Regions from separate parts of the Homo sapiens genome. Here region 2 is linked to region 1. Evidence: chromatin loops called from intact Hi-C (ENCODE). Cell type or tissue: HepG2. All regions are shown on one strand. Links, peaks and the distances in the headings refer to the core of each region. The heading gives the core; the rest is flanking DNA.

The links. Hi-C counts contacts between places; a loop is a spot of excess contacts. Peaks named below come from ENCODE experiments on the same cell type or tissue, not always from the same donor. Only the 100,000 strongest peaks of a DNase experiment are listed, where the experiment ranks them.
Region 2: a loop joins it to region 1, with 38 times the contacts of the local background. A loop is called at or near these places in 1 of 110 quality-filtered maps.

What each region holds. Positions count from the first base shown.
Region 1 is chr6:144,340,641-144,347,512 of GRCh38, forward strand. All of the region lies in intron 2 of UTRN (utrophin), which reads left to right. Among named protein-coding and RNA genes, the nearest start is that of UTRN, 59 kb to the left of the region's middle. RefSeq lists enhancers at 1,121-1,300, 1,321-1,460, 1,481-1,540, 4,394-4,894, 4,895-5,395. In HepG2, for the core only: no CTCF peak of the experiment used is centred there; DNase peaks (open chromatin) are centred at 1,651 and 3,221; H3K4me3 peaks cover 393 bases.
Region 2 is chr6:144,649,790-144,656,661 of GRCh38, forward strand. All of the region lies in intron 51 of UTRN (utrophin), which reads left to right. Among named protein-coding and RNA genes, the nearest start is that of SNORA98, 250 kb to the left of the region's middle. RefSeq lists a silencer at 4,064-4,358. In HepG2, for the core only: no CTCF peak of the experiment used is centred there; DNase peaks (open chromatin) are centred at 2,962 and 4,222; H3K4me3 peaks cover 1,886 bases.

The DNA of each region.
Region 1 (6,872 bases), core at 633-5,632:
GCTAGTGGTATGAACAAAATTTGATTACTGCTGTCAACACTAGATTGAATAAGAAAGCGCATACCCTAGACAGATACTTGCAACATAAATGGTCTATTGATTTCACAAGAACTAGAAAATGAGGCCACCGTGTAATCTAGCAGAAGAATGGATCTGTGAATAGAGTGGGTCCTGACATTGCACAACAGTTTTCAAAAGCGCCCCCCTATTGATCTTTTTAGAAGAATCTTCAGATAAACTGATTTTAGCTTCTGATTTTCCTCACCATCAAGTGTTTACAGAAACTTCAATGAAGCCTTTGCACTTGTGTGTGTTCAATGGTTTGCTTTTCCTACATAGAATCTAGTTTGGAAGTTATATTGGCTGTTACAGACCTTGTTTGCTCCTGAGCTATCATGATATTTCCACTTAGCTTAATATGAATGTTTTAGAAGTTTCCCACTATGGAAAGTTCTATTTGACATATGAAAGTTCAACGGTCAATTTCATAGTCAGCTCCACGGCAAGAAATAAATAAGACAATGGATTACAGAGTATAGCCTTGGGACATGGGAAATTTTTTAGAAGATGGATGAGTCATATTATTAATACATGTTGCAAGGCCCAAGGCCTTACATCAAAAAATAAGGAAAAAAGTTTTTATTTTTTAAAGTTAATAGCCTTCTGATATTTTCTTTGTTGTACTTTGTATAGTTTTTGTTCTGTTTAGTTTTGGGGGGATCAAAAAATAAATCCTAAGATAGAATGTTTTAGGAAAAAGGTAATTAACATCATTGTACATGAATTTGCTCAAACACAGTAAGGTCTGAAAAAAAAAGATCTCTTTGATGTTGATTTGTTTGAATAATTACTATTCTCCCAGTACTGCACTTTTGAGAGGGAAGGAGAAATTGTTGCTAGTGTCTAAATTTTAACTTGTCTTCCTTGGCTACCTTCAAAATTTGAGATCCTTAATCTTAAATCACATCTGGTCTAACAATTCTTCCTATAAACAGTTATGACTATTTACTGACAAAAGGCTGCTTTTATTGTGCCTGTTTCTATTTCAGAGGAAGACACATAAAGACAGGTGGAAAGAACTGATTTGTAAAGATTGAAATGTCATATTTACATTCAGAATTTCATTTCCTTACCAGTTTTCAGAAGAACCCTTTGGTAGAGGAAGCAGGGCCAACTTCTTTCACAGCCTCTTACTATAGATAGAAGTATGAAGGCCAGCAATATTTAGCTGGTATGAACCCATACAGCTGTACCAGGAACAATGTTGAAAGTCTTTGATTCCTATTGGAAAATAGCCACTGTTAAAGATGGACACCTTCAGGACCTCACTTCAGCATTGTAGCCAGTATCCGTTCTGACTAGGTGGTGCCCACGCCTCACTGGCTGTTCTGTATTTTGAATATTTAGTCCTGATTCTAGAAATGACATTTTTGGGCTATGGATAAAAGATGGGTTTCGATAGCCATTAAGGAAATGCAAATCAAACCACAGTGAAATGTCACTTCATACCCAGCAGGATGGCAATAATAAAAAAGACAAATAATAACAAATATTGGTGAGGATGTGGAGAAATGGGTATCCACATACACTGCTAGTGGGAATGTAAAAGGATGCAACTTTGGAAAGCTGTCTGGCAGTTCTTCCAAAGGTTAAGCATAGGGTTGCCATATGACTCAGCAATTCTACTTCTGGGTACACACATACACACACACACACACACACACACACACACACCCGCCACACCCAAGAGACATGAAAATGTATGCCCACATCAAAAACGTGTACACAAATGCTCATAGCAGAATTATTGATATTAGCTGAAAGATAAAAACAACCCAAATGTTCATGAACTGATAAATACATAATAAAATATGGTCTATCAATACAATGGAATATTTTAAAAATAAATGAAATACCCATACATAATACAACATGCATGGACTTCAAAAGCATTATGCTAAGTGAAATAAGCTAGTCACAAAAAACCATATACTGTATGATTTCTTTTATATGAAATGTACAGAATAGGTAACTCTATAGAGACTGGAAGTAGATTTTAGTGGTTGCCTTGGGCTAAGGGATGGGGGTCGATTGTGGTGATGGTTGTAGAATTCTTTGACAATACTAAAAATCATTAAATTATACAGTGTAAATGAGCTAATTGTATAATATATGAATTATATATCAATAAAGTTTGATGCAAAAAAAGATCAATGGGTATTGACTATGGGACATCATCTGTATCACTGTGCTTTTCCCGGTCTCCCTCCCTGTGACAGTCCTAGAAGACAGGTGAAGTCAGCCCGTCCATTTTACAGATTTGGAGACTGAGGCTTAGAGAGAGAGAGAGAGTATTTTGCCAGAGTCATACAGCTACTAGTCTAAGGAAAATGCAGAGATGAGGAGGAGGAGCATAGGGGAGGTACTGTTAGTTTCTCTTTTCTGTATCATAGTACAGTAGCAGGATGAGAGACACCTTTGAATTCAAACCTGTGTGTATCCTGACAAAGATACATATTCTATGAAAAGTCTTTGCTAATAAGTAGAAGATTTCTATTTCACAACAAGCAAGAAAAAGAATGAGAGAAGGACTAGAAAGTAGATGTGATCATATGAATAATGATTTTCCTTGCTTTTTGCATGTATGTGGTGGACACATGCAGAAGTGACAGCAGGAGTTCGAGACCAGCCTGACCAACATGGTGAAATCCCGTCTCTACTAAACACACACACACACACACACACACACACACACACACACACACACACAATAGCCGGGCATGGTGGTGGGCACCTGTAATCCCAGCTACTTGGGAGGCTGAGGCACAAGAATGACTTGAACCCAGGAGGCGGAGGTTGCAGTGAGCTGAGATCATGCCATTGCACTCCAGCCTGGGTGACGAGTGAAAAAAAAATAATGATAATAAAGAGAGCAAGGTGACCACAAAAGAGAATAGGCTGGAAAAATTTGTCTAAATGGTGGCCTCTTCTCTTATAGCTGCATATGGTTAAGTTTATTTTTTCCCTAGTAGCGAATTCTAAGGGATGAAGAAGAAATCCTTTTCAGTTTTACTTCCCCAAGGTGTGTATAACTACTATAGTGAAATAATAAGTCCAATTTATTCTTTGAAGTATAGTTAATATGTAACGAAACTCCTAAGGCCAGTTGTATACCCAGGGCAAACGCCTTCTAACATCTTTATTTATCTACGCAGTGGGTAGGGAGGTGGGTGGAGTGCCCCTTCCCAGCTGATACTGTCAAAACAGGAAGCAAAGTTATAATCTCTGTCATAGGAACATGAATAGAGGCCCTTAGTTGTGACTATTAAAAAAACAAAAAACCTGCCTAAGGAGTTTTCACTGACTACAAAGTGTAACTTCCTCTCTGGTGTTTAGAGGAGGTGGGGTTAGGTTTAGTCAGATCCTCTCATGGGAAAAATAAAAGCCACCAAAAAAAAAAAAAAAAAAAACCCAAAATAACACAGGACATCCCAGTGTGCAGTTCGAAGGCTGCTTTTGTTGTCCACTTCCTCCACATCTTTTTCCTCATCATCTAAGCAGATGTAGGTGATGAGCGGCCTGGCAGCCACCACGTTTCATTGGAAAAAGTGCAGATTGGATTTGCCAGGGCATGTAGCTCTCCAGGCTTGCAAGCGATTACCAGGTAAGTTTGTCAACTTGCACGACTCCCAGCCAGTGAGGTTTTCTTAAGAAACGTCTATGAAGACAGGGTTCTTTCATTCAGTTTTGTTAAGTAACAAAGCTTAGGACCAGGCTGGTGACGGGAACAGACAGCCTGTCTTTCCTGCTGCCACGTCTGTTGTGGACCCTCAAGAGTAGAGACCAACGCTGTCTGCTTCACACTTCTCTTCAGGAAGTGATAATTCACCAGAGTTATTAGTTTCTTTGGAAGAAGCCTTCCAGGATCCCTATATTTGTGGTAGCAAATATGCTTCACTTTACCTCCCTGTATTTTCAAAATAGCTTACTCTGTGCTGTTTACTGCCATCTAGAGAAGAAGCCTCCTTTGTGGTGTTGAGTATTGGTAGACCTCATCCCATATTGTATTTGATTTACTCTGTTGGCTAAAAAGGCATTTTACTTCTTGAAATATTTAGTTTTGACCTGAGAAAGGGGAGAATAAAACGTTTGTACTTTGGGGGACAGTATGAGTGCTGGGGTTTCTGTTTCAGTGCAGGCTTGTCTATGAGACATGCATATGCATAACTTCATGCAGGGAAAGTGTCGTGCACTTTTCTCTCGCTGAAGTTTACTTCCGGGGTGACTTAGTTTTTCTGATCAGTTTAGATGTTCATATCTTGTTTAATGTATACATGTGTGTACTGGTTGTATGAGCTTTTGGAGGGGAAAAACCCCAAGTGATGTGTTTTATTCGATCATACATATCATGCATGAATGTTGTCACTATGAAAAAACTTTGAGACTGGTTGGTTTTCTTTTTCAATGTTTTCCTTTCTTGTGGAATTACTCTTTCCCTCTTAATGTTTTCCTTCTTAGCTTCAGTGAATGAGGTGGTAAGGGGTTGTAGCGTTGTCTCTGCAGAGCAAATTCAAACCAAAATGATTGGAGCAGCCCATATTTTCTTAGTGAATTGGGTTTCTTGAACAAGTGGCATAGGAGACTGGTGTGCTACAATTCTCATCATTAACTGTTACTTCTTTCTTAAATAACCATGTGATCCCAACACAACATCAAAATACCTCTCAGGGACCTGAATTAAAACTCCACGCGGGCCAGGCACAATGGCTCATACCTGTAATCCAAGCACTTTGGGAGGCTGCGGCATGAGGATCACTTGAGGCCTGGAGTTCGAGACCACTCTGGGCAACACAGGGAGATTCCATCTCTACAAAAAATTTAAAAATCAGCCAGGCATGGTGGCATGTGCCTGTGGTCCCAGCTACTTAGGAGACTGAGGTGGGAGGATAGCTTGAACCTAGGAGTTTGAGACTAGTGAGCCACGATCATGCCGCTGCATTCCAGTTTGGACAACAGAGGGATACCTTGTCTCAAAAACCTGCATAGGGGCAGCAATTGCAGGCTTGTGGCCTTTCGAAGATTTCCTTTGATTGTCACTAAATCCTCTCTCTTTCCCCACCATTAAGAGTCTCTGTGGTCAGCTAGTCTTCATCAAAGGGTCTTGCTACAAAGGGTCTAGGGTAACCTTAATGATTGAAATCAGAAGACAGCTAGAAGAAAAGTACAAACAAACCTTTAAATAATAAGCAGGCTTTGGCCGGGGGCGGTGGCTCACGCCTGTAATCCCAGCACTTTAGGAGGCCAAGGCAGGCGGATCACCTGAGGTCAGGAGTTCTAGACCAGCCTGGCCAACATGGTAAAACCTTGTCTCTACTAAAAATACAAAAATTAGTCGGGCGTGGTGGCACGTGCCTGTAATCCCAGCTACTTGGGAGGCTGAGGCAGGAGAATCACTTGAACCTGGGAGGTGGAGGTTGCAGTGAGCCAAGATCACACCATTGCACTCCAGCCTGGGTGAAAGAGCAAAACTCTGTCTCAAAAAAAAAAAAAATAAAATAAAAAAGCAGGCTTTTAAATGAGTAGCTACAGTGTTAAATATATTTAAATGCTGTGCTGGTTGAGTTCTGGTTCATTTAGATAACATTCTTTCCTGCCCTATGACCAATCAAAAGGCTTTAGGAAAATAGCATTTTTAAAATTAAAATGTATTTCAGTGCATGTTATTTTAATAAAAATAGAAAACCAATGTGTACATGATTTCCAATTTCACAAGGGCCTAGATTCTCCTCTCATCAGTTGCTATTGAACTGATTTTTTTGTGTGTGTCCATAGTGTAGGCTCTTTAGTCATCTTGTTAGAAATAAGGACATTAAATTTAATGTTAAAAATAATATTTTCAGCCAGGCACAATGGCTCATGCTTGTAATCCCAGCACTTTGGGAGCCCGAGGCGGGCAGATCACCTGAGGTCAGGAGTTCAGGCCAGGAGCCTGGCCAATGTGGTGAAACATCGTCTCTACTAAAAATACAAAAATTAGCTGGGTGTGGTGGTGGGTGCCTGAAATCCCAGCTACTTGGGAGGCTGAGGCAAGAGAATCGCTTGAACCCGGGAGGCGGGGGTTGCAGTGAGCTGAGATTGCGCCACTGCACTTCAGCCCGGGCATCAGGGCGAGACTCTGTTTAAAAAAAAAATAGATCTCTATCTCTATCACTATCTCTCTGTCTATCTATGTATCATCTATCTATCTATCTATCTATCTATCTATCATCTATCTATCTATCGATCTCTATCTTTATCCAGCTGTATCATCATTTTCACTAGATGCTAACAATAATATAACTGAGATAAACCAAAGTTTCAAAACAAGCTTGAAAATGTGAAATGAATAATTTGGAGGCGGGACTGGCCATTTAGGCATCTATGAAGGCCCAGATGACTCATGTCTGGAAATTGCCACTGCTCAGGAAACCACTCCTGGGAGCCCTGCTCGTTTTGCCATCCTTCCTGCTTTCTTGCCTGCTGACAGGACTCTATGTCAGCTGTTTCCTTTTTAGATGGAAGGGTTAAAAGATTCACTACTTGGGTCCCCCATTAGAATCACCAACATGCTTGTGCCCCACAGTCAGAGATCGTGACTTGATTGGACTGAGGCCCTGCTCTGTAGCTTGTCAAAAGCCAGCCAAGGGTGTCCAATGTGGAGGGTACAGGGGAATGTATTCGTCCCCCACTAGACTGAAAGCTCCATGGGAGGGAGTAGAGGCAGCTTTGTTACTGCTGCCTCCTAGCACCTGAATGTGTGCCTGATGTGCAGAAGAGGCTCAGTAGCTGCTTGTGGAATGAATGAATGAATTAGTTCCTTTGAGTAACAGGAA
Region 2 (6,872 bases), core at 884-5,883, 310 kb after region 1:
TACTAGCTTTAATGAGGAAATAGAAGGTGAGCTAAAGGAAGTAACTTTTTCATTAGTTTTCAAATTCAGTTAGGTTTGTCATGCAGCATACAGAACTGGAGAATACAGAGAGACTGGATTCAGGAATGATGACGTGAAGAAATCCTGTGAGGAGATGTATTAGCTCATTCTCATGCTGCTAATAAAGACAGACATACCTAAGACTGGGTAATTTATTTAAAAAAAAGAGGTTTAATGGACTTACAGTTCCACATGGCTGTGGAGGCCTCACAATCATGGCAGAAGGCAAAGGAGAAACAAAGGCACATCTTACATGGTGGCAGGCAAGAGAGCTTGTGCAGAAGAACTCCCCTTTATAAAACCATCAGATCTCATCAGACTTATTCACTATCAGGAGAACAGCATGGGAAAGACCCACCTTCATGATTTAATTACCTCCCACCAAGTCCCTCCCACAACACGTGGGAATTATGGGAGCTACAGTTCAAGTTGACATTTGGGTGGGACACAGCCAAACCATATCAGGAGGTGGAAGAGAAAAGAAGCAAGAAATATCAAAAAATATTAAGATATTTTGATATTTAAGTAGTGTGTATATGTGGGTGTATTAATTGGTGATTCCAACTTGTTTTAAAGTTTCAAAGTTGTTTGAGATGATATGTATGAGATAATTTAGTAATTCAATAACGACTTTTGGTTGTCTACTATATGGTAGAGACTGTTGTAATTTCTGGGGATACGTCAATGAATACAATAGAGCATTGCTATTTTAGGAATGGCTTCACTGATGTGATGAATATTTTATTATTCAATCTGGCTTTTAATAATTACTGGTCATAGGCCGGGCGCCGTGGCTCACGCCTGTAACCCTAGCACTTTAGGAGGCCAAGGCGGGCAGATCACAAGGTCAGGAGTTTGAGACCAGCCTGACCAACATGGTGAAACTCTGTCTCTACTAAAAATACGAAAATTAGCCAGGTGTGGTGGCACGAGCCTGTAATCCCAGCTACTCAGGAGGCTGAGACAGGAGAATCGCTTGAACCCAGGAGACGGAGGTTGCAGTGGGCCCAGACTGCGCTACTGCACTCCAGCCTGAGCGACAGAGCAAGACTCTGTCTCAAATAATAATAATAATAATAATAATTACTGGTCATTGATAAATCTTTATGTAACCTATTTATATTTTATTTTAAAATTTTATTGTTAATAATAACCAGTGTTAACTCATAACAAGTTTTCTTTGTGGTAAAAAATGAAGAAATATTTTAAAATATCATACACTTAGCTTCTCTCAAAATATTAGGTTTGTGCAAAAGTAATCACGGTTTTTGCTGTTAAACCAACCGAAATAATAATACTATAATAATATATTTTTAGAGTTTTTATCAATTTTTTTGATATATATGAAAACTAGTGGAACCCTCACCTCTGAAAAAGTCAATGCAGGCATTTCTGGTATACATATAATAATAAGAAAGTCTTAATTGTCCTGTAACTAAAACTATCTAAATCTCAATAAATTTGTGTTGAAACAAATGCGCAATTATATAGTACTAGTGAATGTCTTTCTTGATAAGAGTGTTTGCTCAAGTGTTAGAGGAATATTCTACACAGAAAAATCAAGGTTCAGACAAGAGTTCCAGGGTCAAGCAGCTAGATAAGTGTCATAAAGGAAATCATGACACAGGTCGTTTGATTTCGAGAGTGTTATTCTTTCTTTTTTATCCCATGAAATATATACTATAGGGCCAGGATGAAATAATACAGATAAGTAATCTAGTTTACATGTAACATCAATGAATATTTTCTCATACAATTAAAACATTTTCTGTATTGCTTTTCAGACTATCATAGTAGTAGAATGATCTGACTCAATTTTTAGTGAGGAAGTTATGTTCTGATGACTTAAGTTCTTATCATCCTGAACTACATATAGTCTTTTCTATACCAATGTGTAGTGTTGTCAGTTTGCGTGTTGTAAATATCTTCTTCCAGTTTGTGTCTTGCCTTTTTATTTTCTTTACAGTATTTTTTTTTATTTCAATAGGTTTTTGGGGGGCAAGTGGTGTTTGGTTACATGAATAAGTTCTTTAGTGGGGATTTCTGAAATTTTGGTGCACCCATCACCTGAGCAGTGTACACTGTATCCAATGTGTAGTCTTTTATCCCTCACCCCCCTCCCACACTTTCCCCTGAGTCCCCATTGTGTTGTACTTTTAAAGGCTCTTTTACTTCCTAATTATTCCATATTCTGATTTTAAAGTTAAAACACTCTCCAGATTAAATTCTAGATGGAAATTGTACTTTAAATTCCTTTGTTTAGCAATTTCAAATGCAGAGCTTGAGATGACAAGACATTGCAAAGTCCCTTCTACTGTGGCTTAACTTATCCCTAAACAAGAATGTGGCTGATGTCAGTGTCAGATGGTGCTTCACCTGTGGACGTTCATTTCCTTTAATATTTTGTTACAGTAACCTTCATGGCACATAAAGCCTCCTGTCTCTGAACCTGACAAACAGGGTCCAGGGAATAAGACTTAATCACTATCACAAGAAAATCACGGGAAAGACCTGCCCTCACGATTAAACTATAATTTTCTTTTTCACTTCTGCAACTTAGATCCATGTACGAAGGTGCTATTCACATTGCAGCATCTCTTTAGACACTAGTAGACTCTGGCGCTTTCACTCTGCCACAGTCTAGGTGGGATCACTTAAACCTACTTGAAAGATAAAGCGATGCTTCAATTGCCTGGACAAATCAGGCCAGACATTCATTTTCAAGCGTTATCAATGGATTTTTATAAACATTCCAAAAAACTTTAGACCGTAGTATCACAGTATTAGATGACAATAGGGATACTCGTTTCCTTGGGAAGAGAATAGCTCGAGTTATATAATGCCTGTTTAGACACAAAGTTGTCCTTTAAGTAAGCAGGAGTTACTAGTTATAAAGTAACTTATGACAACAAAAAGGCTTTGTTCTGTCTGTCCCTTAGAAAAGCTTACCATTGACCAGCCCACTGCTGCAGAAAGCTTGTTTCTATTGAGGGCTGGTTTGGTAGTGTTAGACCATCTGGCACCTCAAAACTTCTGAAACTTTTAAAGGCAAAAATAATTGTCTCCAGTAGCATTAGCTTTCAAATATAATGATGCCACCCTTTTTGGAATAGGTATCTACTCAGGAAGGTAAATGTGTTTTACTTGGGTATTTTCTATCTAATGATTTAATTTTGTATGAAAATAGAAACACAGGCTGTGGTGAAATTTTCACACAGTATAAAAGATTGAACATTGAAATGTTTCATTCTAGACACTCAGCTCTCCAGTCCCTCCCTTCCAGGTCGCCATTATTGCTGTATTATAGATCTTTACAGAAATATTATCTGTATCTCATAGATTGTACCTGTACATAACTACATATCACTCCCCCCCTTTTTGGCGTATACATAGGATATGTACGTGCATACATATTAGAGGTTAATTATTTGCTCTTAGAAATTATCTCCCTCTTGGCCAGGCACGGTGGCTCACGCCTGTAATCCTAGCACTTTGGGAGGCTGAGGCAAGTGGATCACGAGGTCAGGAGATTGAGACCATCCTGTCAAATATGGTGAAATCCCATCTCTACTAAAAAATACAAAAAATTAGCCAGATGTGGTGGCAGGCGCCTGTAGTCCCAGCTACTTGGGAGGCTGAGGCAGGAGAATGGTGTGAACCCGGGAGGCAGAGCTTGCAGTGAGCGGAGATCACGCCACTGCACTCCAGCCTGGGCGACAGAGCGAGACTCCATCTTAAAAAAAAAAAAAAAAGAAATTATCTCTCTTTTCCATAGTTGTACAGCATTTCATTATGTGAGTCTGCCATAACTTGTTTACCCAGTTACCTTTTCATGGACATATAGATTGTTTTCAGCTCAATAAGTCAAGTAGGACTTATTGAGCATCCTTGTACATATGTCTGTACACATGTTTGCAAATTCCTAGTGATAGAATTTCTGAGTCAAAAGTTATATGCATTTTAACATTTGATGGGCATTGTTAAATTATCCCTTACCCTCAAATTTGGCAGATTCTAATAATCTCTAGGAAATGTAATGACTTAAAGTAAAGGAATTCTTCATTTTGTAATCAGCCTACTGATTTCCATGAAAGGTGCATAATACATTGTCTGTGTTCACCGTCTATGTAGAACTCATTGCTCAGAGCAAACATCTGAAGGAAGAGAGATAACGGTACAGAAAGTAAATATGACTGGAGGGGAGAAAATGTGTGATTGTGGTGTGTGACTTTTTGTGGGAAACCATAGTTGTAAGTGTGAGTGGTTCATGTGGTTAAGTATTAACTGGTTATTGGTGATATTAGTGAAGATGGATCATGATTAGGGAGTTGAAGTAGGTTTAGAGTGTGATTTTGCAGAGAATGCAGAATGGGTTCCTAAGTAAGAAGATGACAGGGACATGGTTCAGAGTTGAAGCAGTAGCTCCACAATGAATGGATTAGCCTCCAAGCATGAGAGAAATCCCACTGCTTAGTATTATACACAAAAGTATAGCTGATCGCGTGGGGTTAGTTTGAACTTCCTCTGTGTTTACCCAATGTTCAGTTCCTTAAATATGTATTCAGATTATAGTAACAATGCCCTCCTGGGGAAAGTACCAGCTTTTTACTTGTGACTGAAAACGGCGCTTTCAATTTTGATTTGTTTTGACATTTTAGTTGCTGTTATTAAAATTTGTATTTTAATTTTGGCTTCAATTTACTAAATCTACATAGCTGAAGAAAACTGGAGAAACCTTTATAAAACCTTTTGAAAACCTTTAAGAGCCTTTTTCCCAGAGCCCTGTGGATTTAGTTGCATATGCTACAGGCTTGTGCTGTCAGTAGACATCTGGAATTTGAGGCTTGGCCTCCTGAGATTGTTTCCCTCTTGTCTGATGCTGCATATTTTTTAGGAAGAATATGGTTTGGAAGCATTAACTTGTCTTGGCATTATTTTTAGTCACCTAATAAAGTGCCGTCTGAATTGTTAAATATTTAGAAGGTTGCTGAAGGCTGACTCCTGCACCTGGTTGGCTAATTCAGAAGCAAATCAGCTGGTATTTCTCTTCCTGAACCCCTACCCCACCCACCCATTTTCCTGAAGAAGAAAAAGCTCTTTGAGCCTCTTTGAATGTCTATTGGAATCTTTTGGTTATGTGTTATAGAAAATATATTAAGTATTGAATCTTTTTCTTATGAATCCTAATTTTTATTTCTCCATGACCACCTGTAAAATTATCAAAGTAGATGGCATTATACTGAAGAGACAAACATTAAAAATAATTCTTTGCGTACAAAGCATAGTGCCTGAACTTCCTGGGATAAAAGGAGAGTTTTCCCTTTCATCAGGGGACTCAGGCCTCCATCCTTAGATTGAACTTTTTGCCCTTTAGGGCTGTATATTACCTTAAATAGCTACCAGCTGACACACTTTGCTGCAGGCTGATGTTAACTTGAAAGTCGAAATGTATGGACTGGTCTCTCCCTAATGGAACTTCAGTGGTAGAAGACAATGAATTGAAAACTCAGATCACGATTAGGGTCTTGAAGCTATTTTATTTTTGAATTCTAAATCCCAAGTTAGAAGGGTTATGAAAAGGAGAATTGTGTATATTTCTTTCACAAGAAATAAGTTGGATCTTTCTTTGAGTCAGAATGGGCTTACAACAAATAAACTTTTCTCCCCATGCCAGAAACTCCTCATTTTAGTAATGAATAAGCCATGATGTAGCGATTTATGTGTAATCACCTATTGACCTTCCATATGCTTCACTTTAGAGGCTCCTAAGAAGCTTTTCTTCTTTTCTTTTCTTTTTGTTCTTTGTGTTGGCCAATATAAAGAGAAACCTGTTAGAATTTACATAGAAAACATACTTGATCTTTACAGTTTTAAAAATTGTCTTTAGTGGGAAGGGTGCCTTAAGATCCACTATAGGAGTAAGATGTAAAGTTCTTATTTGAGCTGTAAAGAATCTTTTATTGCCTTAATAAAATTACTAAATAGGTCATCTTTTAACAAATTATATGAAATATAGTTTTTAAGTACAAAACATTTGTAAATTGTCCTACCCTTTGAAAGTTGTTGGCAAAGCCATACCTATAGCTCTCTTCATTTTGGCATTGGAATGTGGTTTTTATTAAGCAGTTTAGATTTAGATTTTCTTGAGTCCATTGCTGAGTTTTCCTGTGCTTCTCTGTGGTTCTGGAACTTTTTGCTTTCTCATGAAACTCTATGTCTATGTTTGAAACATGGTTTATTTAGCTAGAGATTCCTGGGTTATTCAGTGTTGATCTGATACAGGGATTGGTAGTGTCAAGCATATTCCACCTACTGAGGATTAGTGAACAATTTATTTGCACATTGGCTTAAATTGGGAAAATGTCAACTACTTCAAATGTCATCATCTAATTTATTAAGTCTCTCTGGTGATGTATTGCTTACACTGGAGGCATCTATTTTTTGTTTTAATAATTACAGGATTACAGGTGATAATGTATCAAAGAGGTGGTTGATAAAAAAGGACTGTAGAAATGTAGGTATATTACCAAGATGATATTTTGTGTACTGACTTTAAACTAAGAAAGTACTCTTTGTTTTGAGACAAAGTCTCACTCTGGTTGCCCCAGCTGGAGCGCAGTGGCACGATCTCGGCTCACTGCAGCTTCGACCTTCTGGGCTCAGGTGATTCTCCCACCTCAGCCTCCCAAGTAGCTGGGATTATCGTCATGGGCCACTACATCTGGGTAATGGAAAGTACACTTTATCTTATAGATATCAAACACAAATTCATGATGAAATGTGCTCACTTTTATAAAAGCAACTCACATTTA